Linked DNA regions of Homo sapiens: region 2 is linked to region 1. A link is an interaction called in ENCODE POLR2A ChIA-PET data of the cell type or tissue named here. Cell type or tissue: Panc1. All regions are shown on one strand. Each heading gives the region's core, and the rest is flanking DNA. Links, peaks and the distances in the headings are about the cores only. Region 1 overlaps PEAK1 (pseudopodium enriched atypical kinase 1). Region 2 overlaps HMG20A (high mobility group 20A).

Region 1 (15,906 bases), core at 2,774-10,773:
TGGTAGAGGCTGTAGTGAGCCATGATTGCACCACTGCACCCCAGTCTGGGCAACAGAGTAAGACCCTGTCTCAAAGAAACAAACAGAAAAACTGCTGCTATATACTCTTCACCTGGGTTCCTCTAATGTTAACATCCTACATAACCATGGTGCATTTATCAAGCTAAGAAATTAGTATTGGTACGATGCTTCAACCAAGCTTCAAACTGCTTTAATATTTTACCAGTTTTTCTAGTATTCTTTTTCCATTCTGTTATCCAAACCTTGATATTGCATTGCTTTAGTTGTCTTCTTTGTCTCTCCCAATGTGTGGCAGTTTCTTGGTCTTTTCTTATCTTTTATAACCTTGACACAAGTATTTTGTAGAATGTTCTTCAGTTTAGGTTTGTCTGATGTTTTCTCATGATTAGATTGGGGTTATGGATTTTGGGGGAGAGTACTGCAAAGGTGAAGTGCCCCTATTATTTCATACAGGAGGTGCATGATATCAAATAATTTATCACTTGTGAGCACTCTGTTACGGTGGTTTCTGCTAGGTTTGTCCACTGTAAAGTTACTATTTTTCCTTTCCCATAGTCCGTGCACTAGAAACAGGTTGCTAAGTGTAGCCCACACTTAAAGGGATGGAAATTAAACTCCACTTCCTGGAGGGAGAAGTATAAAAGAATTTGTGGACATATATTAAAACCACCACAGTAATTGGTAAATATTTTGAGAGAGCTACTTTGAGGCTTTGCCAGTATCCTGTTTCTGCCCACTAATTTTAGCATTCATTAGTGGATCTTGCCTGCAGCAATTATTGCTGTGGCTTCTGAAGGTACTTTTTTAAATTTTCCTCATTCTTTCTACATTTATTAATTAGAATTCTTCTATAAGGAAGGTTTTCCCTTCTATCTAATCATTTATCTCAGTTCAAATTCATAGATATTTATTTTATTCTTAGTGTTAGAATTAAATGCTATCATTATTTTGTTGCTCAAATTATTCCAGTTTTGGCCCTTGGGATCTCTTTTAGGTCTACTTCTGTGTCTTTTTGGCATATTTCTATCCTTTTTTTATGCGTATGTACATGCACACTTCTTTATTCTCTGACACTACCACATGCTTCAGGTTCATCTTGTTTTTTTTTCCTACCTCAGCCCTAGAATCAATTATTTCTCTAAGGAACCTTGGTTCCTTTCATTGGAGGATGATATTTTGAAGCCAAGATCTGGATGCTAAGTGTGCTCATTGCTGTGGAGTATCATTGCTCCTAGACTTTCTCAGTGGAAAGAACTAGGAAATGCATGTATGTATACTAATCCACGTATCCATGTACAATTATGTAAAAATCTGTATTTCTGTATATAAAAATATAAATATACTGATTGTCTGTGACTCTAACTGGATATGTTTTGATACAGATAGATTTACTGATGGATTGGTTGTAGAATGTGAAAAGAAAAGAGTAATGGATCACTCCAAGGTTTTTGACTTGAGCAACTGGAAGGATAGAGTTGTCATTAATAGAAATGAGGAAGACTTGAGGACGGTGCAGAGCAGGTTTTTGGGGAGAGTTTAGGAGTTCTGTTCTAGACTGGTTAAGTTTTTGAGATGTCTAATAGACATGCTAAGTAATAGAGATATTAAGTCAGCAGTTGAACATGGGAATCTAGAGTTCAGAGAAGAATGGTCCAGGTTACATTTGGGACTTGTCAGTATAGATTAGATCACCTGAGGAGTGAGGGTAGCTAGAGAAGAGAAGAAATTTAAGGACTGGCCCATGGGGCATTCCAGTCAGAGAGATAAGGAGGAGCAGTTCCACATAATGATAAGGGCTGAGGTGTGGTTATAGGGTGGATTTCATATCATTAATAAACACTTAATACCTATTATTTGCAAGATACCAAGTTATGTTTGGGGTTAACATCACTCCCTCCATAAATTTATAAGACAAATTACAGACTTAAAAAGAGAATAGCAGTAGAAGGCCACATACCTGATAAAGATATAAAGTACTAGGGGCTGGGTGTGGTGGCTCATGCCTGTAATCTCAGCTCTTTTGGAGGATGAGGCGGGAGGATCACTTGAGGCCAGGAATTTGAGACCAGCCTGGGTAGTGAGACCCACCCCCAACCCCCATCTTTACAAAAAGTAAAAAAGTATTAGCTGGGTGTGCTGGCCCATGCCTGTTTTAGCTACTTAAGTGGCTGAGGCAGGAGGATTACTTGAGTCCAGAAGTTCAAGGCTGCAGTGAGCTATGATCGCACCACTGCTCTCTAGCCTAGGTGACATCGCAAGACTGTATTTAAAAAAAAAGGTATGAAGTACTAATGAAGCTTATTAGAGAATGTGGACATGAGAAACTATGAACTCAAATATGTGTCAGCTATATTTAAACACCGATGTAAGCATGTGTGCGTCAAGAAACTTGTCAAGGCTTTATGTACACACTAGTAATTATCAACCAGTAGAAGTTTCTCCATATGTTAACATTAGTTTCGGAGGTTGTTTCTGTTCTTACTTCCTTTCCATTATTAGGTCTTGGGTTGTTAATTGTGCCTGTAGTCATTGGCTATCAATTAAGCCACTCAGTGAACTGATGAGGAGTGTTTCTGCTGCCCTCGACTTTTTAATTTTTGGCTCTCTGCTACCTTTTCACAATCAATAGGATTTAACTTCAGACTGCATACAATCAAATGTTTCCATTTACAAGCAGGGTTGTAAATCAAGCAGGGTTGGCCTTACCATCTGCCGTGAATTTGCCCCACCTTTTTTTTTTTTTAACTATTTCTTTCACATGTGGTCTTAGACATTCACATTTATCATCTGGTTATTAAAGTCAAACCCAAAATAACAATTTTAGAATTTTAAAAATAATTACAACATGTAGCCTGGTAAACCAAAGTTTTAGTAAAACATTTTAATTTCAACCCCTTTGCATTAAAAATAGGTAGGCTTTCATTGCCAGCTGATAAGAGGTGGTAGTATGGCATGAGGCAGGCAAATAGCACCTATCTAGTAATTATTTAAGTGTCAGTCACTCTTCAGGAACTACAAGAAAAATAACAGGTGTATCTACTTTGTAGGATAGGGGGCAGGTAATTGCAGGATTCCATTCTTATTTCTACCTCCGAATAGTCGACAAAGCTATTATCCAGGTTTATGGACCAGTGTGTTGTATTTATTAGTTGTGAGAAATCTGAGCATATTTATATGCTGAGTGGAAAGAGCCAATGCATTGAGTGCAAAGACTGTATCTTATTAGCACAGTTCCTAACAAGTAGTGGATATTCAAATATTTGTTGAATGAAAGATTTCAATAAGGTACTTTACCCTTATAAAATTTAAGACATGAAGATTTATTTAGCTTGTTCAAGAAAGCTGAAGATATTAAAAATTTTCATTGTTTAAGTCAGAGTTAGTGTAAAACAAAATAAATCTGTAAGGTAACATCCTCATTTTAGGCCAAGCCAAACAAATCATACCACTTTGTAAAAACATGATCACAGACGGGTGCGATGGCTCACACCTGTAATCCCAGCATTTTGGGAGGCCAAGGCAGGCAGATCACCTGAGGTCGAGAGTTCGAGACCAGCCTGACCCACATGGAGAAAGCCCATCTGTACTAAAAATACAAAATTAGCTGGGCGTGGTGGCGCATGCCTGTAATCCCGGGAGGCTGAGGTAGGAGAATCACTTGGGAGGCTGAGGAGCTACTCAGGAGGCTGAGGCAGGAGAATAACTTGAACCTGGGAGGCAGAGGTTCCAGTGAGCCGAGATCATGGTGAGCCAAGATCGTGCCATTGCACTCCAGCCTGGGCAAAAAGAGCGAAACTCTGTCTAAAAAAAAAAAAAACACACACACACACCAAAAAACAAAACAAAACAAAAAAACCACGATTACTGTCTTTCAAGTAGCTCATAACCTGCCCTCCAAGAATAGTCAAGAATTCTAGTTCAGAAGTCACACTGCCTGGATTTGAATTTACCAGCTCAGCCACTTCCTGGCCATGTGACTTTATGTTAGTTTCTTAACTGTGCTTCAGTTTCCTCATTTGTAAAATAAGGATAATACTTGTACTTACTTTATGGGGTTGTGAGGTGAAATTAGAATATATGTCATGCATATATACAAGTGTTCAGTTTTTAACTGTTATTCTAAAAATGCTAAGAGGCTAGTATCTTAAGGTTTTTTATTTTCTCAAAATTGCATATGCTGAGTGTTAAAGGAAAACAAATCCCTCTGTGAACAAGAAAAAACACTGACAGAAAGTATACCACTATACTCATAATGATATGTTGAGACAGTGAGTAATGGGTTTTCTGCTTTTTGCCATCTCCATTTTTTCTTTTATTTGTTGAACAGATTTTTATTAAATGCTTAACTATGCGTCAAACACTGGGCTTTCATGAGCATGTTACTTTCTGAGAGTAAGCAACATTGTGGTTAAGAACATGGATTTGGGACCCAGACTGCCTGGAGCTGAATCTCATCTTTACCACTTGGGAAAATCACTTTCTTTCCTGGTGCCTTAGTTTTCTTATGTGTAAAATGGGGGAAGTGATAGCATCAACCTCAGAGGGTTTTTAATGAGCTCATATTTGAAAAGTACTTAAAATAATGCCTGAAGCATAGTATCATGTGTGTGCTAAATAATATAAAAGATGATAGAAATATTCCATTTAAAAATAAAGATTTTAATTTTCCCAGTACATTTATACTTTCACCCACATTGACAGGAGCACTTTTATTGTTTAAAGTTAGGGTCCCCTCTTAATTTTCAAAGTAGATTCAGTTTTGTTATCGCAAGGGAAGATGCCATGGTACCACTCTTAAATATTTTTGTGTTTGTTTGTTTTTGAGATGGGGTCTCACTCCGTTACTTAGGCTGGAGTGCAGTGGCATGATCATGGCTCACTGCAGACTTGACCTCCCGGGCTCAAACGATCCTCCCACCTAAGCCTCCTGAGTAACTGGGACCACAGGGGCATGCCACCACATCCGGCTAATTTTTAAAATTATTTTTTGGAGACAGTTTCCCTGTGTTGCCCAGGATGATTGCAAACTCCTGGGCTCAGGTGATCCTCCCGCCTCAGCCTCCCAAAGTGCTGTGATTGCAGGCATGAGCCATCACATCCTGCTTCAATTCTTAAATATTTTGGAATAATTAGTTGAATATTTCAAATGCTGAAAAACTGCCTTCTTTCTAGGCGTGCTACAATATTTGTAGATTTTATTTGAGTATGAAGTAGTTTTTTAATTGTGGAGGTTTGTGTGAAAGAAGAGTTAAGGCATTGGAGAAACAGTAGAAAATATCTTCTAATGCCAGTTCTCTACTTCATTTGAAAAACTGTTTCTGCAGCAGTATTCCTAGACTGTTTTTTTTTTTAAATTTTTATTTCATAGGTTTTCAGGGAACAGGTGGTGGTTGGTTACACAGATAAGTTCTTTAGTGGTGATTTCTGAGATTTTTGGTGCACCCATCGCCAAGCAGTGTACGCTGTACCCCATGTGTACCCCTCACCCCCCTCCCACCCTTCCCCCTGTGTCCCCAAAGTCCATTTTATCATTCTTATGCCTATGCATCCTCATAGCTTAGCTCCCACTTAGAAGTGAAAACTTGTAAGTTCTCAGGTTTTCCATTCCTGAGTTACTTCACTTAGAATAATGGTCTCCAATTCCATCCAGGTTGCTGCCACTGCCATTATTTTGTTCTTTTTTATGGCTGAGTAGTATTCCAGGGTGTGTGTGTGTGTGTGTGTGTGTGTGTGTGTGTATGTATATATGTGTATACATGTGTCTATATGTATATATGTGTATATATGTATATATGTGTGTGTATATATGTGTATATATGTATATATGTGTATCTATGCATGTATGTGTATATATGTATATATGTGTGTATATATGTGTATATGTGTACGTGTGTGTATGTGTATATATGTATATGTGTGTATATATGTGTATATATGTGTGTATATGTGTATATATGTGTGTATATATGTATATATGTGTATATATATGTGTATATATATATATATATATCATGCTTTATCTACTCGGGCATTTGAGCTGGCTCCATATTTTTTTGCAATTGCGAATTGTACTGCTATAAACATGCCTGTGCAAATGTCTTGTTCATATGATGACTTCTTTTCCTCTGGGTAGATACTCAGGAGTGGGATTTGCTGGGTCAAATGGTAAATCTACTTTTAGTTCTTTAAGGAATCTCCATACTGTTTTCCATAGTGGTTGTACTAATTTACATTCCCACCAGCAGTGTAAAAAGTGTTCCCTTTCACCACATCCGTGCCAATATCTAATATTTTTTGATTATGGCCATTCTTGCAGGAGTAAGGTGGTATTGCATTGTGGTTTTGATTTGCATTTCCCTGATTAGTGATGTTGAGCATTTTTTCATATGTTTGTTGGCCATTTGTATACCTTCTTTTGAGAATTGTCTTTTCATGTCCTTAGCCCACTTTTGATGGATTGTTTTTTTTCTTGCTGATTTGTTTGAGTTCCATGTAGATTCTGGATAGTAGTCTTTTGTCGGATGCATAGTTTGTGAAGATTTTCTCCCACCCTTTGGGTTGTCTATTTACTCTGCTGGTTATTTCGTTTGCTGTGCAGAAGCTTTTTAGTTTATTTAAGTTCCGCCTATTTATCTTTGTTTTTGTTGCACTTGCTTTTGGGTTCTTGGACATGAAGTCTTTGCCTAAGCCAATATCTAGAAGGGTTTTTCCGATGTTATCTTTTAGAATTTTTATCGTTTCAGGTCCTAGATGTACATCTTTGATTCATCTGGAGTTGATTTTTGTGTAAGGTGAGATGAGGATCCAGTTTCATTCTTCTACATGTGGCTAGCTAATTACCCCGCACCATTTGTTGAATAGGGTATCCTCTTTCCACTTTGTTTTTTGTTTGCTTTGTTGAAGATCAGTTGGCTGTAGTATTTGGCTTTATTTCTTGGTTCTCTGTTCTGTTCAAATTGGTCTACGTGCCTATTTTTACACCAGTACCAGGCTGTTTTGGTGACTGTAGCCTTACAGTATAGTTTGAAGTTGGGTAATGTGACACCTCCAGATTTGTTCTTTTTGCTTAGTCTTGCTTTGGCTATGTGAGCTCTTTTTTGGTTCCATATGAACTTTAGGATCATTTTTTCTATGAAGAATGATGGTGGTATTTTGATGGAAATTGCATTGAATTTGTTGATTGCTTTTGGCACTCTGGTCATTTTCACAATATTTATTCTGCCCATCCACAAGCATGGGATGTGTTTCCATTTGTGTCATCTGTGGTTTCTTTCAGCAGTGTTTTATAGTTTTCCTTGTAGAGGACTTTCACCTCCTTGGTTAGGTGTATTCCTAAGTATTTTATTTTGTTTTTTGCAGCTATTATAAAAGGGGTTGAGTTATTGATTTGATTCTCAGCTTGGCCGCTGTTGGTATATAGCAGTGCTACTGATTTGTGTACATTGATTTTGTATCCTGAAACATTACTGAATTCATTTATCAGACCTAGGAGCTTTTTGGATGAGTCTTTAGGGTTTTCCAGGTATATGATTATATCATCAGTGAGCAGTGACAGTTTCACTTCCTCTTTACCAATTTGGATGCCCTTTATTTCTTTCTCTTATCTGGTTGCTCTGGCTAGGCTAGGCTGTTTTTCATTTATTTGCCTTTTGGAATCTGGCTACATCCATACTGCTAAACCTCAAAACTAAAGACTTCAGGTAAACTGCTGGGTCTTAATTCAGCTATTGTTCCTGAAGTTAAAAGAGCTCGTTCGTTTCCAGATTCAGTGAGGAATGTATTATAATCTAAGAGTGATGAGAAAGACAAAAAACCTATAAAAATCTATTTTCTTCTATGCAGCATAACAGCAAATTTAAATGGTGTCTTATATATCTCTTCCCATACAAACGCAGCTTGTGAAATATTATCAGTGAGTATGTAAATCACACCATAAGCAGCATAGAAATAATTTGTAGATACAATGGTTTCTAATTTAGGGAGTTAGACCTCTGAATTCCTTAATTATTGACTTAGATTTTTAGGGAGTTAGACCTCTGAATTCCTTAATTATTGACTTAGATCTTATTCACATATTTTAAAATTAAATATATATAAATAAAATTTGAATCTCATAAATGCAACTTGTAGTTGTCAGTTGTGTAGCAAAAAATCTTGTCCCTAGGAATGGATATGTTTTGTATTCTTTTGTAAAAGGCAGTGGCAGGGCTTTATTAAGATGCGAATGCTGATCTTCTCTTATCTTCTATGGGCCTTCAGCGTCTGGATTTTTATGGGCTTGCTGTCTTACTAGGAGACTGACTCCTGCTATATGCAACGATTTCCCTCTAATTTTTTCTGTCCTTTTTGGCTAAAGATCTCAAGTGGAGTTTGATATTACATATTATACCACACATCTTTTAAAAATTAATAGCTTTTATGATAGGAATATAGTTCATTTTTGTTGTAGAAAAGTTGGAAAATGTAGAATAAGTAAAAAGGAGAAAATCTGTCATGCTACCATCCAGAGATAACTAGTGCTAATAATGTAACGCCCTTCTCCTCAGCCTTTTTGTGTATATATACATCTTATAATATCTAGTTGACCTCAGCCGGGCGTGGTGGCTCACGCCTGTAATCCCAGCACTTTGGGAGGCTGAGGCGGGCAGATCACGAGGTCAGAAGATCGAGACCATCCTGGCCAACATGATGAAACCCCATCCCTACTAAAACACAAAAACTTAGCCGGGTGTGGTGGCGTGCACCTGTAGTCCCAGCTACCTAGGAGGCTGAGGCAGGGGAATCGCTTGAACCCGGGAGGCGGAGGTTGCAGTGAGCCAAGATTGCACCACTGCACTCCAGCCTGCTGACAGAGCAAGACTCTGTCTCAAAAAAAAAAAAACAAAAAACTAATTGACCTTATACTACATATAATAGGGATGTAGTTTATGTATCAGTTATAATGAATGCAGTAAAGTGGTCACACTGTGAAAGGCATACAGGAGCTGAGACTGATTGAGGAGAGAGCAGATTTATGTTCACTGCAGGAATTGGCATTTTTCTTTTTTTCATATTGCTAAGTTACATTCGATAAGTTGAATACATATTGAAGCAGCAGTACCTTTAATAATCTGATAACCTGCTCTTTTTTTCTGATAATGTATCATAGACTTTATCATTAATAAATCCTACCTCCTACTTCTCCTATGATCATTCTCCAAATATATTAGTACAGCAGACTCTTTATAGTCTCGAAGAATATGTCTCAAATCTCTTGGGTATATCTTAAAGCAGTGCTGTCCAATAGAAATAGTGCAAACCACATATGTAGTTTCAAATTTTCTAGTAGCCACATTTAAAAAAGTACAAAAAAGCAGGTGAAATTAATTTTAATGATATATTTTATTCTAGTATAAATTGTATATTGCAACATGCCATCAATATAATCAATTATTGAGATATTTTACATTCTATTTTTTCTGTCTTCCAAATCCAATGTATATTTTCCACTTAAAGCACATTTCACTTCAGACTGGCTGCATTTCAGATGCTTCGTAGCCACAGGTGGCTAGTATTAGCACAGTCCTAGAACATGGAATTTCCCCCCAGAAGATGCAATAAAATATCACTTTGCAGGTATTCTGGAGAGGTGTATGAGAAGAAAACAGCAAAGCCAAGTTACACCATGGATCCTGAACACTCACTTTGGTGTCTCACAAGATGTTAAACCTTTGCCTCAATAAAATTAGGTATTTCTATATTTATGGACCTTCATGTCACACAAGTGTTAAATTTGTAGTTGTCTAAAGGCCTACTGGATATATTATTTGCAGTAACTCTCAGAATGGTCAGTAAAATTGATTCTATATTCTAAAGTTCTGTTTTTAACTACCAGGTACTATGCTCATTACCTGAGTGATAAAATAATCTGTACCAAACCCTTGTGACACGCAGTTTACCCATGCAACAAACTTGTAAATGTATCCCCTGAACCTAAAAGTTGGAAATTAAAAAAAGTCATTCTGTTTCTAAAATGAATTTGTGGCATTGTAATAAATATGTGGCATGGGCATAAAGGTTAGGGATATATTAGAATAGAATTGAATAAGCTTTTTTTTAAATTGAGTTTGTGGTCATGTGAAAAATATTCCTTAACATCTTACGCTTTATTTTGTTCCTGTAAGATGGAGATAATCCTGCCCTTTTTTCTTAATATGGTTTTGATTGTCAAATGAGATGAATGGAAACTAAAGGGGGATGTGTTTTATTCATCTTCATGTCCCCAGAACTTAGTATAGGGTATGATATATGAACATCCAATAAATATTAGACTCAGAGGCTGAATATATGTGAAAGAACTTTCTAAATAAATATGCTACCAGTGGAAGCTATTATTACTGTGCTTGATTTGTACTATTTCTTATTTAAGTTCTTTACTGGAATATGAGAACTCTTTAATAATTATTTACCCTTACAATCAATATGTAAGATTGCCTATCATGGTTGTATTTTTACTTACCCGTAATATTTTATTCATTATATCTTGGCTGTAAATAAATATATTTCTAAAAATATGTTACTATCTTATTTTAAAACATGTTTAGCACTTAAATGTCTCTGCTTTTCTTCAGAGTAAACAATTTGAAATCTTGTTGTTGGTATTGGGAGATAGACTTGACTGCTTTCACCATACCCAATCAGCAGTTTGAGAGACAAATACAATCTCATTGGAGGCCAAGATGATACAGGCAAAGTAGCAGTATTTTAAATCCTGTAATATGGTTCTAGTAACCAGAAAAGGCTCCAATTTAGAAAGGGTTTCTTATTTCTATAATGATGAGAGAAACTCCATCTTTTTCTTCTGCAATGGGATGCAACATTTCATCATTGCTTAGAGTGGAAGTATAACAAAATCATAATGCAAGAGCAAATAATGTCTACCCAGAACTGCATTTCAAAGTGATCTTCATGAAAACATAAGCTTTTTCTGGCCTCAGCTATGAGTTTCTGCAACTGCCCACTCACTGAGTCATCTGTAGCAATTGAAAGTTTAGATATTTCCCATTCGTTAGGGCATTTTTTTTTTCATACAACATGGCTTTTATCTATCCTGAATGAAGTAAGCAAGATTCATATAAAATGGCATGTGCAGTATGAAAGTCTGCTTTATTGTTTCCTGGGAATAAATGAGAACTTTAGAAAGCAGTTGAATATTATCAGTGTACTAGGAACCATTAACTAAACGATACACTATGGGAGTAGTTGGCACAGTTTTCTGTTTTCATTATATGCCCCCACTTTGTACCTTCATTCAAAACTGGAGCATATCTTTCATTATTTGATGACAGAAAGATAATCAGATTAAACTTGATTTTTTCTTTTTCTTCACATGATAATTATATACTAATAATTTTAACATGTAATATTTTAAATATTGAGAAAATATGGCACATTACTAAAAGATATGCAGTGACATTGAAGACCATTTGGCTAAATAAATGGGTGATATGTTGATTGAATGAAATAATTGGTCTCATTTAAAGAGGAGAAGAAGGAACTTGCCTCTTTTCCCTTGATTTATTCCCTTGATCTCCTTTTCTCCCCGATGTCTAGATATGCATTTTAAAGCAATTCTATTACTGAAAACCTTCTGCTTGTTTCTGTTCCATTCTGAATTTTACTGTTTGTTGTTGTACTTAGGCACAAGGGAAGAGGATTGAAATCTGGTCCCTTTTTTTTTTTTTTCCGAGGTGGAGTGTCCCTCTTGGCTCACTACAACCTCTGCCTCCCGGGTTGAAACAATTATCCCGTCTCAGCCACCATAGTAGCTGGGATTATAGGTGCATGCCTCTACGCCCAGTTAATCTTTGTATTTTTAGTAGAGCTGGGGTTTCACCATGTTGGCCAGGTTGGTCTTGAACTCCTTACCTCAGGTGATCTGCCCACGTTGGCCTCCCAAAGTGCTGGGATTACAGGTGTGAGCCACTGCGCCTGGCCCTCCTTTTCTTTAGTCTTGCTACTTCTGTATCTTGCTTCTGCCCATTCTTAGCATAGAAAATATAATAAAGCAAGATGTACCTAATGGCTACTTGTAATCATGTTGTAAATAATTTTTATTGGAACTTTAAAATTCCAATACAGATCAGCAAAAGCTCTCTAAGAAAGTAAAACTGGCACCTTTAATGTATACCAAATTGCATTTCATGCATTTGACATTATGCTCTGTGTTAATTTTGAGTTCTTTCGTGGCAATGTCCATTGAAGTTCTAATGAATAACATTCTGTGGAAAATACAAAGATATGTTTGTAGCTGATTTGGGAGTTTAATTGATCTATAAGCTACAATTTTTGTGTTGAGTTTTTTAAGAAACAAAAGAAATGTGATTTTAGGTGAGTATTGTTCTTCTTATACTCTTAAAAATTGTATTATGACTAGTGCAGATTGACTGTCATGGTGTCTGGTCCTTGGGTATCATTTCTAGGAAAATGTTGAAAGAACAAGAAAAAGTATTCTTAATTAGTGCTAAAATTAAACCACTGCTTAAATTGCCAGCAAATTAGACATCTATCAGGAAAGGAAATAGTATGTACAGCAAAAGCAAAGGAGAAGAAAAGTTGCTCATTTATATGGTGATTATTTTGGAGGTAGTAGTTTGCAGTTTGATGATATTATTGTGAACCATTAATCTGTAAGACACATTTATTATAAATGAGTTACAGGGTATGTGTGAAAGCAGTTTTTGTAGTATCCAGCCTACTTCTAGTGGGTAGAATGTGAGTTTTTAAAGTGTAAGAGTTTTTTCTTCTGATGTACCCCTTTTAAAATTTAAGATTTCTAAATTTATGCCATTTATTGTATATATTGGGTTTTGTTGGCTCTAAATGTTTTGTCAGTTATTCTGACATAAACAATACACAAGATTGTTATGTAGTGTTTGAAATAGTAAGGATCAAATGCAAAATCTTGATTATTTATCTCATTTTAGAGATTAGAAAAATGTTTTAAATTGAGCAAGTGATAGACGAATAATATCTCAGAAAAATTCAAACAATATATTGAAAAACAAGACAAATCTTCCTTCAATATTTTTCTATTTACCTTCCAGAGGTAATCATTGCAGTCAGCTATGATATCTTTCCAAGCACTGTAGTGTATATATGTAGTTTTATTTTGTGTCTGTATTTTTAATATATTGCATATGTTGTTTTACATTCTACCTCCTATCTCAATATTAAATATAGATGTTCCTCAACTTATAATGGGATTATGTCCTGATAAATTCATCCCCATGAGTTCAATTGTTTTAATTTTTAGATCCCACAAATAAGTGAGAGCATGCAAAGTTTGTCCTTCTCTGCTTGGCTTATTTCACATAACATAATGACCTCCATTTCCATCCATGTTGTTGCATATGTCAAGATCTCATTCTTTTTTATGGCTGTATAGTACTCCATTGTGTATATGTACCACATTTTCTTTATCCGTTTCTGTTGATGGACATAGGTTGCTTCCAAATCTTAGCTATTGTGAATAATGCTGCAGTAAACATGGGAGTGGAGATATGTCTTTGATATACTGATTTCCTTTGTTATGGGTATATACCTGAGAATGGGATTGCTGGATCATATGGTAGCTCTATTTTTGTTTTTTTTGAGGAATGTCCAAAAACCTTCTCCATAGTGATCGTACTAATTAATTTACATTTCCCCAAACAATGTGCATGGGTTCCCTTTTCTCCACATTCTTGCCGGCAGTTATTATTGCCTGTCTTTTGGATAAAAGCCATTTTAACTGGAGTGAGAGGATATCTGATTGATTTTGCATTTCTCTGATGATCAGTGATATTGAACACCTTTTCATAGATCTATTTGCCATTTGCATGTCTTTTGAGAAATATCTATAGAGATCTTTTGCCCATTTTAAAATCAGATTATTAGATTTTTTCCTATAGAGTTGTTTGAGCTCCTTCTATATTCTGGTTGTTAATCACTTGTCAAATGGGTAGTTTGCAAATATTTTCTCCCATTCTGTGGGTTATCTCTTCACTTTATTGATTGTTTTCTTTGCTGTGCAGAAGCTGTTAAACTTGATGTGATCCCATTTGTCCACTTTTGCTTTGGTTGCCTGTGCTTATGGAGTATTATTCGAGAAATGTTTGCCCAGTCCAATGCCCTGGAGAGTTTTCCCAGTGTTTCCTTGTAGTAGTTTTATAGTTTGAGGTCTTAGATTTAAATCTCTAATTCATTTTGATTTGACTTTTTGTGTATGGTGAGAGATAGGGGTCTAGTTTCATTCTTCTGCCTATGGATAGCCAGTCTCCCCAGCACCATTTACTGAAGAGACTGTCCTAATGTATGTTCTTGCACCTTTGTTAAAAATGAGTTCACTGTAGATGTATGCATTTGTTTTTGGGTTCTCCATTTTGTTCCATTGGTCTGTGAGTTTATTTTTAATGCTAATACCATGCTGTTTTAGTTACTATAGCATTGTAGTATAATTTGAAGTAAGGTAATGTGATTCCTCCAGTTATGTTCTTTTTTTCTCAGCATAGCTCTGGCTATTTTGGGTCTTTGTGGTTCCATATAAATTTTAGAATTGTTTTTTTCTATTTCTATGAAGAATGTCATTGGTATATTGATAGACATTAAATTGTCTATTGCTTTGGGTTGTATGGACATTTTAACAATATTGATTCTTCCAGTCCATGAAGAATCTATAGATTGCTTTAGGTTGTGTGGACATTTTAACAATATTGATTCTTCCAATCCATGAACATGGTATATCTTCCCATTTTTTAGTGTCTTCTTCCACTTATTTCATCAATGTTTTATAGTTTTCATTGTAAGGATCTTTCGCTTCTTTGGTTAAGTTAATTCCTAGGTATTTTATTTATTTGTAGCTATTGTAAATGGGATTGCTTTCTTGACTTTTTTTTCAGATTTTTTGCTGTTGGCATGTAGAAATGCTACTTTTTTTTGTATGTTGGTTTTGTATCCTACAACTTTACTGAATTTATTAGTTATAATAGTTTTTTGGTGGAATCTTTAGGTTTATCCAAATATAAGATCATGTCATCTACAAACAATGATAATTTGACTTCTTTCTTTCCAATTTGGATATTCTTTATTTCTTTCTCTTGTCTGATTGCTCTAGCTAGGACTTCCAGTATTATTTTGAATAACAGTGGTGAAAGTGGACATCTGTGTGTTCCAGACCTTAGAGGAGAGGTTTTCAGTTGTTCTCCATTCAGTATGATACTAGCTGCGGTTCCGTCATATATGGCTTTTATTGTGTTGAGGTATGTTCCTTCTGTACCTAGTTTTTTGAATTTTTTTTTATCATGAAGGAATGTTGAATTTTAGCAAATGCTTTTTCAGCATCCATTGAAATGATCATATGGGTTTTGTCCTTCATTCTGTTAATATGGTGTATCACATTGATTGATTTGCATATGTCAAGCCATCCTTGCATCTTCAGGTTAAATCCCACTTGATCATGATGAATGGTCTTTTTAATGTGTTATTGGATTCAGTTTGCTAGTATTTTGTTGAGAATTTTTGCATAAATGTTCATCAGAGATGTTGGCCTGTATCTTTGCTTTTTCTTTTTTTTAAATGTGTCTTTGTGTGGTTTTGGTATCAAGGTAATACTGGCCTCATAGAATGAGTTTGGAAGCATTCCTCCTCCTCTATCTTTCAGAATAGTTTGAGTAGCATTTGTGTTAGTTCTTCTTTAAATATTATGTAGAATTCAGCAGTGAAGCTATTGAGTCCTGAGCTTTTCTTTGCTGGATGACTTTTTATTATAGCATTGATCTCATTATTTATTTTATTTTATTTATTTTTTTGAGATGGAGTTTTGCTCTTGTTGCCCAGGCTGGAGTGCAGTGGCACGATCTTGGCTCA
Region 2 (15,906 bases), core at 3,836-11,835, 75 kb before region 1:
ACTCAGGCTGGAGTGCAGTGGCACAATCTTGGCTCACTGCAACCCCCACCTCCTGGGTTCAAGGGATTCTCATGCCTCAGACTCCTGAGTAGCTGGGATTACAGATGCGCGCCACCACGTCCAGCTAATTTTGTTTTGTATTTTTAGTAGAAAAATACAAACATGGTTTCACCATGTTGGCCAGGCTGGTCTCCAACTCCTGGCCTCAAGTGGTCTGCCCACTCCCACCTCTCAAAGTGCTGGGATTACAGGCATGAGCCACCACGCCCGGCCTAGAGTGACCCTTTAAAAACAGAAATCAGATCTTGTCACTCAGTTGTGTAGAACTCTCTTCACATTACACTTATGACAAACTGCAAACTCTTTACGACACTTCTGAGGATCTACATGATCTTGCTATTGCCTGCCTTGCAACTTCAAAGCCACTCTGCCTCTCGTTTACTCTGCTCCAGCCTCACCAGCTTTTTCTATGCCTTGAAATTCCAGAGTTCATTCCTGCCTCAGGATTTCAGCCTTTGTATACCCTCAGCCCTTCACCGGGCTGGCTCCTTCAAATCAATTTTGTCTTTCTTCAGAAGATACTTTTTCAGAAAGGCCTTTCTCTATCCTAGCTTATATCATTTCTTCTTATCTAGGTAATTAGCTGAGATGAGTTTGTTAGGTTACTTGTTTGTAGTCTCTTTTTCCCCAGCAAGGGGAAGAGCTCTATGGGGACTAGGACCCAGAACAATTTCTAACGCAAGAAAGATATTCAACAAATATTGTTGAATAGGTCTAATTCCAGTTCTCAGACCCACCATACCATGCTACGGCTTTGAACTCATGCCACTCTCATTAGTTATCTCTAAGACAGTACGGCTATAGTGGAATGTAAAGCCACAGTTATCTGGATATAAACCATTTCTCTACCTGTTCCCTGTTCTGTAACTGCACAAGTCACTTATCAGATCTGTGTCTTAATTTACTTACTGTAAAAATGAGTACAGTAGTCCTACTCTGTAAAGTTGTGGAATTACATAATTTACATAAAAAGCACAGCAGAGTGGCCTATGGTATATGTCTGTTATTTCTCTTTTCCCTTTAGTCTTCCACAAATTATAACAACTTATATTTAAGTGTCTTCTACTCTATGAGAGGCACTATTCTAAGTGTTTTACATGGATTGACTAATCTACATAAAAACTCTACAGGACAGAAATGATAAATATCACTATGTTACAGATGAGAAAACTTAAGTCATACAGTGGTTTATGCAACTTGCCTAAGGTCACGTAAGAGGAAAGCAGCAGAATCCAGACCTGAACCCAGCAGTGTTGTCCAATTTCAGAGGTAATAAAACAGTCATTGACTATCTTTATTGTGATCCCATGGTAAGAAACACATTTTACATTAAAAGTGTATGTAGACATATGACTGTATCTGAAGTGTAAGTTTCACAAAATAATACCCTTAACTACCTGTAGTGCATTCTGATAGTTTCTCATTTTAATTTTTAAAAATGTTTTTGACCAACTTACTGATTTAATGATCTATGAATGAATCAAAAGTGAACTTTGAAAAACTGCTTGTCTAAATTACAATTAATCCAAATGTTCTGACCTTCCAGCTACCTCAACCTCTACCAGACAAACTCTGATAGCTATCAGTTCAGATTTTCATATTTCATTTACATTCCAGATAAAGCCCTTATTAATTAGTTAAGATACTGATCCCCCACCCTGACTCAGATCTACTCTCTATTGCAAACTCTTTTGCACTTATGGAAAAAATATCTCATCAGGTAAGATTCAAATAACTTTTTCACTCTCTAAAAATTATTTGTCTCTATTAAAACTATTAATACAAGCTGCCCTATGTTAGAAATATTTATGTACAAGTCTGTCCTTCCCACTAGATTATCAGAAATTATGGAGGGCAGAAACCATGTTTTATAAACATCTTTGTATTCCCAAATAAAGGGTGAATTAAAGTGAAATGAAGAGAAGTTGGTATAAAAAACTCTGGCTCTTAAGTGTTGGATGGTGTGTGTGTGTGAGAGAGAGATTCAAATAAGAGAATCTCTTACACTGAATCTTACATATTCCCACATAAACATATAAGACATCCTCCCACTGATCTGGTGTTGCAGGTGGTTTATAAAAATCCTTCTATCTGGAAAATCTGCATTGGCCATGCACTTAATTTCCCAATGCCATTCTTATCTTCTTGTGGCTCCTCCTTTTGCATTTCACTAAGCTAAGAGAATTTACATTTCTACCTCTGGCAAAAGTTTCCCCCTGTAGACACATAGTCTTGTGAAAACTAAACTGAAATGGTTTCTGGATGAGCAGATGTACATTAACAATTTCACCTAGTCTGATTCTCAATCCTGATTTCTTTAATGGGCTGGCATATAAACTACTGCTTATATCCATAGATACTGAAGTATATATTTGAGTGCAGGCTATATATCAAAGGTAAACAAATAAAACAAAGAAAAAACCCCTGACTTGGAACTCTCAGTTGCAAGGCAGGAAATTCTTTCAGAGGGCAGGAAGTAGCTATGAGCTTTTCCGCTAAGCAATACTTCAATTTCCCCACCCTTAGGGAAAGCTTGTCCTGGTGTTGTTTCAATTCAGCAGATGCTGAGCAGTTAGAGAAAGGGAACAAACAACTAGGGGAAGTATTACCACCTGTTTATGTTGATTTTTACTAAACAAGACTGGCCACCAGCTGTTGTAGGGTAGGGGAAGAGCTAGATGGGAACAGGAAATGGCAACTCAGATGGAAGCCAGTTTTTGGCTTTCTGGCTCTCCGGGGGAAAAAAGTATCACGGAAGTACATGGTCATTCTCAAATGGCCAAGAGACAAAGGCAAGATAATGCACTCCATTCACTAGCATGGCGGGGTTGGGCTTAGAGTGCATAAATGAAGTCACACATAGTTATGAAATTAACATTAGTTGCCTACTCTATATTCATTTTCTCCTTCTTCCTTACTAAAACCTGTATTGTTGGGCACAGTGACGTCCATGCAAAAATGATATTTCTTGGCCTCCTTTATAGCTAGCTATAGTCACATGATTGAGTTCTGGCCAAATTAAGTGAAAGTGTTGAATACGATTTCCAGGAAGACTCTTTAGAGGGCCCTGACTCAGCTAGGTTTGCTCATTTTGTCCTTGCCCTCTTTTCCTCATGCTGCCAGGAATTTCAGAGTGATGGCTGATGGTCAAGTGGCTATTTTGGACCACGGGGTGACCTTGAGAAAGATCATGTTGTGGAACAGACAGGAGCCTCCATACTAGCCTTTAACTGCCCAACTTTGGCATAGTTTTCTATGAGAAAGACACACTTCTTATTTAAGCTGTTGCTAGTTCTGCTTAATGTAGAGCCAAACTCAATCCTAACTGAGATACCCTGATAGTTACTGGCAATCATGTAACAGATACTTCCTATCTTCCTGTCCTCCAAGGCAAGGTGGATTCTGTTACCTTACTCTATCCTTCTTACAATAGTACAGGATTGCTGAGGCACGTGTTATGTCAGAAGAGGAAACTGGAGTTGAAACAAATCAAGACTTGCCCAATGCCACACAAATGGCTACTTGGAGAGCAGCAGGCTCTGGAAACCAGGTTGCCTCACCCCTAGGATTTTTAAAAGCATAGTAGAAATAGGTGACAAATTTCCTTTAAAAATATTTTGATTAGTTATTTTCAAAAAGCAAGCATTTGGCTGGGCGTGGTGGCTCATGCCTGTAATCCCAGCACTTTGGGAGGCCGAGGCTGGTGGATCACAAGGTCAGGAGTTCAAGACCAGCCTGGCCAACATGGTGAAACCCTGTCTCTACTAAAAATACAAAAATTAGCTGGGCATGGTGGCGTGCACCTGTAATCCCAGCTACTCGGGAGGCTGAGGCAGGAGAATCGCTTGAAACTGGAAGGCGGAGTTTGCAGTGAGCGGAGATCGTGCCACTGCACTCCAGGCTGGGCAACAAGAGCAAAACTCCATCTCAAAAAAAAAAAAAAAAAAGCAAGCATTTAAGCACATCTCCTTTCTTCTATCAAATGATCTTCTATCAAGGGGACATCAGAGTCACTGACTTTAAAAACATCCTTGTAAGTTGTCTTCAGAATACTACTGCTATATTAAAATGAATTAGAATTCACTGTATTGTTACAGCATACATTAAAAGAGCTGACTTCTCAAACCGGTAAAGATACATTTTGAAGTAGCAATTAGTAAAATGAATGTGTTACTGTTTTAAAAGCATAACAGATGTCATGATTAATGTAGAGTTGACAAAGTCTTTAAGAGGAAAAAACAGAAATAGAACTTTTTTATTTATTTTTTATTTTTTTGAGACGGAGTCTCGCTCTGTTGCCAGGCTGGAGTGCAGTGGCACGATCTCGGCTCACTGCAACCTCCACCTCCCAAGTTCAAGTGATTCTCCTGCCTAAGCCTCCTGAGTAGCTGGGACTACAGGCTCATGCCACCATGCCCGGCTAATTTTTGTATTTTTAGTAGAGACGGGGTTTCACCAGGTTGGCCAGGATGGTCTCGATTTCTTGACCTCGTGATCTGCCTGCCTTGGCCTTCCAAAGTGTTGGGATTACAGGCATGAGCCACCGTGCCCGGCCAGAGGTAGGACTTTTTGTTACAAAGCAAGTAAAATTGAAACAGGTGAATTCAACGTAGAAAAGTTTTAATGAGACAAATGTCAAACAAGCACATCAACTTCTTAAAAAACAAAGAAAATCTGAAAGTTTAATTACAAAAACACTTATACAGAAAACTTGGCATTTCAACAGTTCCAAACACATGTACACAAGTTTTTTCTAAAATCAGTCAGAAATAAAATACCTTGTCTCCCTTTCCTCAGCTGCTTCTTGTATTTTAATTAAAAAGAAACAAAGAAATCTGTAACACTGAATAGGCAACAACTTATTTCTTGAGAACATAAAAGTACAGTAATATCTACAGGTGTACTGGGAAACATGAGTTAGGTATTGTGCTAGCCTGTAACTTCATTTACTGCCTCCTCACTGAGCACAGAGGAGAGAGGAGGTGGCACAGACCTGGTCTATAGATACTGACAGTTTTGTGGCATCTGAATCCCAGCCACCAGAGGCAGGTGAGTAGCTACTGGGAAAGACAGCATTTCAGAAGCAAGCTGCTTATTTTGTGAAAATGATTTCATACTGTAGGCTCTCTTGAAATCTCATGCATTCCTGAATATGCAAATGTTTCAAGTCACTGTCAAGTGTCCCATCTAGAGTCAGAAGAATGATGATCCTGGACCATGTTATGGCCTTTTCTGGTCACAAAAGCAGTGCTAGCAATGCTGCACAAAACTGAACACAAATGAGAAACAGAAATATGAGGAGGAAGGAAGACAGGACACAAAGCATCTGGCAGAAGGAAAAAACAAAACTCCAGAATGGGCTCTGGATGTCCTTCTGCCATAGACAGTGAGTTCTAGCTTGGGCTTTGCAGACAAGGAGTCTAAGAGAAGTGGCAGAAATAGCAGATGATGGCAGGGAAATAGGAAAATACAGAAGAGCAAGAGAACTGGCTAGGTTTATAGCAATAGATAATAATGGGGTCTTATTCTAAAAAATTGCCAAGTGATGGTATGTGGGTTTCAGCGCATGGATATTTGATATATGTTCATATAAGACATTTTAAAAACAGATTTTGTTGCTGTTGTTTTCCTTTGGACTAATAAAGAAAACAGGCAAGGAGATGCTGAGAAGACAGGATGGTGTAGCAACATGACAGGTAGTTCTGCCCTATGCCCTGACTTATGGGCATACTATGAGAGGGGCCGCACTTCTATCCACCTGCCTGCAGTGGTGTGGGGCCCAGACAACGGGCTCTGCTTGCTCTGCCTTTGGTTCCAAAGATCTCAGCTGTAACCTTTAGCCTTGTGCTCTGCAGTGTCAAAACAAAAACAAAAACAAAAACAATGAACAACCAAAAAACCCTGAGGTAAGAATCAGAACCTCTCTTTCCTTTTGCTGTTAAAGGAACCAGAAACTGCTAGGCGTGATGCTTGAGCCCAAGAGTTGTAGGCTGTAGTGTGCTATGATAGCATCTGTGAATAGCCACCGCACTCCAGCCTGGGCAACACAGGAAGACCTCATCTGTAAACAAAACAAAACAAAACAAAACAAACAAAAATGAACCAGAAAGTCCTCTTTACTTATGCTGTTAAAGAAAAAATCACTAAGGAGGGGGAAGGAAGGGAAGCCTGTCTTCCTCACATGGATTCAGCAGTTAATGGCTACAGAAGGAAGACAAAGGACATGAGAATTCTTCCTTGCTTTTTTTGTGAGCTCAAGTGACTATTTTGAATGATATTTCCACCTATCTAGATCTATGAATCATTACTCCTAAAGAAGACAGGAATTCCCTCAGTTTTCACTTACAATAAACTTAGGGCTTTGTACTCTTTCCCTTTCTCCTCTGTTTACAAGTGACCTTTTCCTCAGCAAAAATGCTCCACAAGACATTGTCAACAGATGGGAACAGAAGAGCCTTGCTGGGGCTGGGACTCCATGTCTGTGCAGGAGCAATGCTTAGAAAACAGCAGGCAGTACCAGTGAGGAAGGAAAGAGCATTCTCCTTTAGGGCAGCAATCACAAAGCCACACTGAGGGCTGGCACCCACTGAGCACCGTGTGGGGTAGGAAACACAGCCTTGCTCCACAGGGCACTGTCAGCAAGAAGCTCCTTTCTTTGGAGTCACAGCAGGGCAATGATGGGAGAAGACTGGGCCTGTCCAATGCAAGAAACTCTCCTTCAGAACCTTGCTGAGCAACCAGTTAGTCCAGAGGTCAGAAAATGGAGATGTATAAATTGGTGGGGGCCAAGGAAAGCAAAAATAACCCCCAGAGGCATTTAAAAAAGTGACAGCTAGGTAAGAAAACTGGAGCTCCACTGATAAAAGGGTCTAAGCGAAATTACAATGAAAAGTCTTCCTTTCTGCAGCAGCAGATGTCAGCATCCGGGTCACCTAGTAAGCTGAAGATATGCAGATCCACTTTAACAGAAATGGAAATGGTAGGAACCTGAAGACCCGGGAGAGTGGCTGTACACCTTCAAAGCTTCACATAAGGACAATTCCATAGGAAGCTCATATACATGTTGCTGCTCCCTCATTTGGCTTCCTGGGGTGATGGCCTTTCACTCACTGATAATTCTTTCACAAGCAAAGGGATCTGCACTCTTTCTCTGCCCCCACTCAGTTCAAATTTCCATGGATGGCTTCTCATTCCTCACAAGTAAAAACACTTATGGAACATCTTGGAGTTCTAAGACCTGTAGAATCAGGAAAACAAAACAAAACAAAAACAAAAACAAACAAGGAAAATAACACCAAGAAAGTAAGTATTGAATGGAAGGGGTTAGCGCTATGGATTTTAAAAATGCTTTGGTTTCATAAGCGTTAAAGTGAGTGCAGGGTGTATGTAAACTGAAGAACTCATAAAGCTGTAAGCAGGCAACCTCATTGAGATGTTTTACATAACATTTCAATGAGAAACATGGCCCTGTTCCAGTTCAGCAACAATGGGAGGTAGGAAAATCATCAGCTAAACACAGAAAAGCAACTATCAGGGACAAACCTGAGGAGGGAAAATGAGTACCCTACTTTAGTCTGAAGAATGTATGGTCAATCAAAACCAATTTTCTTCAAGTGTTAACTAAGGATATCTGCATGTATAGAGATGTATTATGTGCATATAATCAAGAACATTTCTCATATTAATAAAAATACAGTCACATAAGATTTTTTTTCCCTAAACTCAAACAGCCAAATATTATCATTGAAATCAGGCAACATATGCATTTTAATAGTTTATATAAGGTAGTCACCTTTCAACTTAAAATCACCCTCATGGCCTCCTCCTAGCTCCACTTGTCTCTAGGTACTACTCAGCTACAAGAAAGGTGACAGACAGGTAGGGTAATTCTTCCACTGTATATTTATCAAAATAATTTTAAAATGAGCTAAAATTCTATAACATTATAATTCCTGGATTACAATTTTTATCTGTTTACTTCCTATGTATCTTAATGCTCTATTTCAGGATTTTTTAGTGCTTTCCCCTTCCCCCATCCACCTCTTCCTTAGAGCAATGTTTTAGAAACCCAGTGAATGAGAGAGTTTAGATATCTGTGGTTCTAGTCTTGGATTCTGTACTCATCTACGCAGATATTTTCAAGCAAGATGTTTCTCCTCTCTGGGATTCAGTTTCTTCATATATAAAATGTTAGATTTCTAAAGGTCCCTAATATGCTCCTCTGAAACTTGTAGACCATTAGCTTCCCTTCACTCACTGGCTCCTGACAGTGGATGAAAACTTTGCCAAACTCTTGTCAGAGTAATTAATTGCATCATGAGTGCTGGGGACATCAGCCTCGCTGTCTGTACATATTTGTATAATGAGGCCAAACCAGTATTAATCACAGTCTTTGTAATTGTTTCCTTTGACAGTTTTGGGGGTGTGGGGAACCATCTATTGTTAGTTATGTTTGCATGGCTAGACTGTAAGAATCTGTAGTAATATAACAGTTCACACTTTTAGCTATTTTTTCAGGGGCAAAATATTTGTAGGTTAAAATCAAGGATAATAGTAATATTCTAAGTTTTCAAAGACTCATCAGAAAACAAATAATATAGTTTATACTCTTGAGATGAAAAAAGCTTTAGGAGAGTCTTACTGGCAAAATGCTCAAAATGGAAAACCACTTTTGGGTCAATACTTAATTAGCTGCCCTGTATCTATGTGAAGAGACACGATGTTATCAATTAATGTTTTCTTTCACAATCTTCCACACTGTTTCTCCCAGCTCTCACTTTTCAAGCCTACAAGAGTGCTAATTGAAAACACTGTACGAAAATGGGAAGGATGATGAGCTCCTGAATATCCCAGGCCTAGATTTACAAGCTGTTCCCTTCATAAGCAGCAGCAGTAATGCCACTTCTTTATTCTGCAGGGAGTCCAGCCATCTCTAAGAAGTACAGTCCATTCCATCTGGCTACTCCCTAGAAGGATAGTAATCCTTTCCCCATCAGAGCATGGCTGAGGCTAAAATATAATGCATTGCCTTGTACAGTTACCATCCAAGGGCATCACCAAGAAGTATAAAGACTTCTGCCTTTGTCTTTACTAGGCATTTATCTTTATATATGTTGCTCAAAGTCCAAACCAAACCAGAATATAAATTATGTATATGAGTGTGCTCATGTACTCACAGGACAAATAAAGATTCAAACCCATGACCATTCTAAGGAACATATCCTGCTGTTGACTCTTATTTTAGTATCCATATATGGCCACCTCATTGTAGAGTCTAATCTTAAAATTTCCACACAGTTTATATGTCTGCAGGTATGGAATAACTTAACCAATAGAGCAAAGGGATGCCAGTTTTGTGGGATGGCATAGTAAAGGGGTATCCTATCTCTAGGAATTTGAATGAATAAATACCAATTCCATTTGAGAAATGACCATTAGTACCAAAAAGTGTCATGGGTAGATCTCTTCTGGAAAAAAAAAAAAAAAAGGATACATACTACTGCTCATTTGTTGAACATATTTTTTAAAAACTTATTTTCTCTCTCTTTTTTGCTTATTGAGAATTTTATATTTTTATTTTGTTTTTTTTTTTTTTGAGACAGAATCTTGCTCTGTTACCCTGGCTAGAATACACTAGTGTGACCCTAGCTTACTGAAACCTGAACTCCTGGGATTAAGTGATCCTCCTGCCTCAGCCTCCTGAGTAGCTAGGACTATAGGTGTGCGCCATCATGCTCAGCTAATTTTTTTCATTTTTTTTTAAAGCAGGGGTCTCACTATTTTGCCCAAGCTGGTCTTGAACTCCTGGGCTCAGGCAATACTGCCTCAACCTCCCAAAGTGCTAGGACTACAGGTGTGAGCCACTGTGCCCCACCAAGAGTTTATTTATTTTTTATTTAAAAAAATTTTTGAGACAGTGTCTTGCTCTGTCACCCAGGCTGGCATGCAGTGGTCTGATAATGGCTCACTGCAGCCTCGCCTTGACCTTCTAAGCCCAAGTGATCCTCCCACTTTAGCCTCCCAAGCAGCTGGGACCACAAGCGCATACCACCATGCCTGGCTAATTTTTTGTATTTTTTGTAGATACGGGGTTTTGTCATGTTGCCCAGACTGGTCTTGAACCTGGACTCCAGCGATCTGCCTGCCTTGACCTCCCAAACTGCTAGGCTTACAGGTGTGAGCCATTGCACCTGGCTGAAGAGTTTATTTTTTAATCTATCAAAACCAGGGAGTTACCTGTTTGTATGGTGAGTCCACATCAACATTTAACAGACAACAGTCACTGTGTTATTGAGTGGTGAATATAAAAGCTTCCTACTTATGTAGGCTCACATACATACAATGTCTCACTGACTACTTCTAAATTATCATTAGTATTTTCCAGAGAAAAGGAAGATTAAAAATTAAGTTATATTTATTTTGTTCTGAGTGCTGTTTTGGGGATGATTTCTTCTAAGTTTCCCACTCACTTTTCAAAACCTTTTGGGAAACTAATGCCCAAGAATACAGCTAATAAGTGACAAAGCTAGAAATGAGGTCAAGCCACAAAAACCATGCTTTTCCCATTAAACCATTCTGAAGCAAGCATAAGAAAAAACTGTCTTGAGTCTGTTTTCTTTTATTTTTAGAGACAGGATCTCTCTGGACTTGAACTGCTGGGCTCAAGCAATCCTCCCACCTCAGCCTCCCAAGTAGCTGGGACTACAGTGATTCTCTTTTCTAATATTATTTACTACATTTAACAACCATGCAACAGGAATCTTAACCAAGTCTCCAACTTGTTCATCCAATGTAATCCCAGGGTTTTAGTAGTATTGATAAAGTCTGATGACATCTTATTTTTGATGATGTGCTGGCATATAAATATTTATCAGTGAGCACTCACCATTCCCTAACGATCGAGTCTGTTCACAACTTCTCGAACTGTAGCTATGAAGTTTTCATTGTCTTGGGGATTAGCTAAAATAATACTGTGCAGTCTGTTCATATATGAGTCAATGGTGTCCACTGTAGGTGTCTCTCCACTTCCTGAAGTGAGATAAGAAGAAAGTAAGAAAATCCTCCCTATTCAGTTGTACCATAAAACACAATTTCAAAGAAACAGTGATTCTAATGTGGTCTGCTCCACAGACATGCTTTTAATTTTAGAGGAGAGACTTTTAGATCTCAAAGAAATGAAATTAGTCCACATACTCTAAATAAACAGATGGGCTATATAATTGCTGTATAGTATATATGAGCAGCTGCATGTAACAGAAGGTTAGACTCGCTCAGCTTTCTGCTATGACTATCTTCAAAATGAAAGAGTATATAAGAAATACCAGTGTTCATTCTCCCTTCCTTCCCGTTAAAACAAAAACAACTAAAAAGCAAACAAACATACATAAGAAGAAACACTCTCAAGATTTACTACTCAGTTTCCAGTGTTCTGAATAGCAAATTAAGCTTAAAAGAGGGGAAAATAGATATTAAAATATAAATGGACAAAAATTTGAATGACCAGAGAGCCTGAAACATTGGACGATTTTAGCCAATACTGACATTCTATTATATCCAGAGAAGAAAAAATGTAGTTTAATTAATTTTCCTCTGGAGGAGATTTCAATCTCTCCACACCAGTACTAACATAAACAGCACCCCACTCCACACAACACACACACCCCTGTCACTGACAGTTCTCAGGCAGGAGGACTTACCAGGCAAGGGCATGCTGGCAAAGCTGCTGGTCAGCACCTGCCGCAGGGTCTCCAGGTGCTGCTGTAAGACTGTGTTGCGGCTCCGCTCCTGGATCACATCCACCTCCAGCTTCTCCACTGCTGTGCGCATGCTCTCCACGTGCTTTTGCAGGGCTGCATTCCTCTCCTCAAACTCCATGTTGGATTTGCGAAGCTGGCGGAGCTCTGCTTCCCGAGCTGAGGACATACATCCCACAGAACACATGCAGCACTAGAAGGAGTCTCTGAGGAGTCCCAATGACTCTTACAGGGAAGTTCTGCTTAGCTGCCTCTAATTTAGCTACCCCACCTCATCTCCCTATTCTCATTATGGCATTCCAGATAGCAATTTCAGCAATGAAACGCCTGACTCCCCAGAGCTATTTTAATTCTTAAAGCTAGTCACATTCCATACATAAGATTGCAACAAACAGTTTCAATTCCCAGTATTTTTTTGTTTGTTAGTTTTTGCTTTTTAAATTGTACAATCAGAAGCCTGAGGGGTTTTGCAGGGGGATCCTGGGAGACTGGCCAAGCACAGCTGTAGGTACCCATCTTTACCACAATGGGATCAGACTTGCTCTTACTTATTTTATATTTTGGACTCCCATGTAAGTTTTTATTTGTGCAAGGGGTTCCAGGCTAAGAGTTTGAAGACAAGTGAATTTGTGATTTGCATTTATTTCCTTTCATCCAGAGACCAAAGAAGCTTTGACAACAATGCCCTAGCTTTCCTTCACTGGTCTTTGAGTAGTCCTAAGGAGGGATAACACTACCATTGCTTTTGAGCAATGAATTTCTTCTGAGAACTAAGTCCCCTGTCAAAAATCTGAGAAACACAAAAAGAAACTTCAGTAATCACCTTTGCTATGGTTCAAGAATTCCTCTGTAAATATAGGGATGTCAAAAACAGACCGTTCCTTTACCTCTGTTTCTTTCTGTGAATCAAGAGGAACAAAACAGTTAATTCTTAATAGAAGATAAATTAAATAATAGTGCCTGAAGACAATGATCATGTCTTCTTTAAAGAAAGAATAGGGTGAGCAGGAATCAGTCCAGGTGAGTCTGTGAGGGAAATGTATTCATCTTTTCATTGGAATCCAACTTTCACAGAGCTTAAGCAGGTAAAGTATTCACTTCTCTCAGGTATACAACTACTGTGCAATTAGAAACCTTAAAACAAAGTTACGTAAATTTCCCTAATGGAGAATTTGAAGCCATTTCTTAGCCTTGTGTTTTGAATAGTCAACAGTATACAGTTGTGAAAGTGATTGCAGTGGGAATTGAGAAAGAGTAGTTTTTTTTCAGTCACTTTTGTTGGTTATGCATGTAAAATGCTCCCTGAGATAAGATTATGCAATATAAATTTGCAGAGTGGACAATAAGAATTTTAAGCAGAAATGTAACTGCTATGAGCAATAATTATGATATTCCATTGGTACTTCTATTTACTTAAGAGAGGCAGCCTATCTTTGGGGTCTTTTAGATTTTCTTTAGACACAGGAAAAATAAACAAACAAACACATGAGACCGAGAAATCAGAAATAACCAGGCTCTAAAAATTAGAAAGCAAACGATTATGTGAGATACAAAAGAATAACAAAGCCTAAAATTAATTCACCAATAAGCCATTAAAAATAAAAAAGCCTCACAAGATCATTGCAAAATATATTCCACAATGATCTTTAAGAATAAAGTCAATAACTCAAGATGCTTTGGCTGTCGTTTCTAAAATGAATTTGAAGTTGAAAGCATTGTGAATATTAATTTTAAGTGTGTTGGCATAATGTTCAAAATTTTCCATAACAAAGGTGGTAAAATGGCAGGAAGTGAGAAATGAAGAAACTGCTAGTGAAATCTTAAGATCCCAGGACCTTTATAACATGAAAAACATGCAAACATAATACCTAGATTTCATTCCTATAAACAATTGTTTAAAGCTAGACAGAATGTATCTTTCCTACTCTTGTCACCACTAGCTTTTTTTTTTTTTTTTTTTTTTTTTTCTGAGAGGGAGTCCCTCTCTGTTGCCCAGGGTGGAGTACAGTGGCACGATCTCAGCTCACTGCAACCTCTGTCTCCCAGGTTCAAGCAATTCTCCTGCCTCAGCCTCCCAAGTCACTGGGATTACAGGTGCCCACCACCATGCCTGGCTAATTTTCTGTATTTTTTTAGTAGAGACGGGGTTTCGCCATGTTGGCCAGGCTGGTCTTGAACTCCTGACCTCAGGTGATCCACCTGCCTTGGCCTCCCAAAGTGCTGGGATTACAGGCTTGAGCCACCGTGCCCAGCCTCCACTAGTTTTTTAAATCTTTGAACACAAAAATGACTTGGTGCCCAGTAGAAAAGCTAAGCAGTTCACAGCTTAAGAGGGAAATCTGACACCCGAGCTCCTGTATTCATAACGGTGGCCGCCTAGTAAGGGGGCTGGGCTGTGTGAACCACCTGCCAATGGCAGCTGAGCAAGAAAGACACTGAAAAGCTATGTAATTTCAGAGCACTTAATTTCTACTTGTATTTTTCTTCCTAACAAAAGAAAGCAAAGTTTCCCAGAATAATTTGAAAATGAACAACAAAATTATCAATCGAAAGTCCCAAGTTTCAACATGCAAAGCTCTACCTCGAGCCAGTTCCTAGGGGATTTCAATGGAAACTAATGTATGAACAAGAAAGGCTGGTTCCAGAAGGAATCTTAGCCATATTTCGCAGTGGCTTTCTCTCAAATTTGCTGGCTTCCCATATGCTTTAACTGTTACTGGGCTGCTGCAGGAAAACAAAACTTAATGACACACAATCCCAACATGCACAAGGCATAACAGATATAAACATAAGTCCACAGATGACAGCATAAAGACTTAGGACATTATCATCCTATCTTATTCAATCTCCAACTTAACTGCAGTTACATGAGATCAGTTACCTAAGCTATACGTCTCAATATCTGCCAGTTAGATGGGTAAAGTGGAGACGCTTGGCTCCCATTACCATGGTACAAAGATCCCTCTCCTCCAAAGTCTTGACTCTCCTCAGACTGGTAATCTTTTCTCTTCTTTGCCAGAGCAGTCCAAATCAAGCTAATTATGTAAGGGCAGAGGACAGCACCACATAGGTGCATTAACACACTGCCCCTTGGTACAGATTCTCAGAGCACAAAATAAGAAACATTAAAGCAATTCAATGAAACTGTTCAGTCTCTGAAAGGTAACAGAGAAATTCTACTTAATGGAAGAGTGGTAATAAAAACCATCAGCGCTCTTCCATTACTGAGCACATTTCACGGCATGGAGAGGATCCTTCTGGGGGCTTGGGTGTACTTAAGCTGCTCCAAGGATAGCTCAAAGGATTAAAATCATAAGGATCTGATTACCCTTTCACTGAAAGGGTCTAATTTGTTCAAGCTGAGTGTCATTCTGTCATTTCTCATAAATTAAAGGAGAAACAAAATTATTGTTTCTATCTTAGTTTTCACATGAGATATAGACACTTTCTTGAGAGTAATACTCGCTAACTCTTGGGTCTAGTGGGCTGGCTTTCGATTTGAGAGGAGCAAGAATATTCTTCACTTTGGTTTCCATTCTATATATTGAGTGGAGGTTAAGAGAAAAGAGGCCCTTTTGAACTGAACCTATTTTGCTGTGATCTAGGCTCAGGGCCAGAATTTCAAAGAGTGTGATATGTGCTTCTCTCAAGAGACTTTTACTTTGGGAAATGCTCTTAACATTGTGTACCAGCCTGAAGTGCCCCACTGCTATGCAGAATGGCTTTCAGGTCAGCATTTCTTTAGCTCTAATATGCCCTCTCCAGTACCTGCCTTGGTAACAATGACTTAGGGATCCAAGTTTCATTTAGGAATACAATAGGTTTCTTTACTATACACAAACCAAATAGTTTACTTAACTGGCAACACATTTTGCTGACACCTTGGGCAACGAGGCCCATTTTTACTTTCAACGCTGTAATTTATGCTATGTAGCATGGCACTGTGCTGTCAAGAATGTTAGACTATGACACAGAAGGCCTGGGTTTCTGTCACAATTCTGCCTCTAATTTAATTCAGTAAGTGATTCTGGGTAAATTCTTTCCATTCTATATACTGTCTTAGGCAAGTCACTTTCCTCACTGGCAAAATGAG

Evidence for each region. ChIA-PET counts read pairs that join two places held together with the same protein. Peaks named below come from ENCODE experiments on the same cell type or tissue, not always from the same donor. Only the 100,000 strongest peaks of a DNase experiment are listed, where the experiment ranks them.
Region 2: POLR2A ChIA-PET joins it to region 1 with 13 read pairs; 4 of 35 experiments call an interaction of 5 or more read pairs at or near these places.

The regions. Positions count from the first base shown.
Region 1 is chr15:77,398,008-77,413,913 of GRCh38, reverse strand. The region is part of intron 1 of PEAK1 (pseudopodium enriched atypical kinase 1); the gene reads left to right. Among named protein-coding and RNA genes, the nearest start is that of PEAK1, 14 kb to the left of the region's middle. In Panc1, for the core only: no CTCF peak of the experiment used is centred there; no DNase peak of the experiment used is centred there; H3K27ac peaks cover 749 bases.
Region 2 is chr15:77,474,361-77,490,266 of GRCh38, reverse strand. It overlaps HMG20A (high mobility group 20A), which reads right to left. Exons shown (of 10, transcript NM_001304504.2): 7 at 12,637-12,712; 8 at 11,757-11,972; 9 at 10,946-11,088; 10 at 4,664-7,297. The coding sequence ends at 10,952. Among named protein-coding and RNA genes, the nearest start is that of HMG20A, 61 kb to the right of the region's middle. In Panc1, for the core only: no CTCF peak of the experiment used is centred there; a DNase peak (open chromatin) is centred at 7,486; H3K27ac peaks cover 1,562 bases.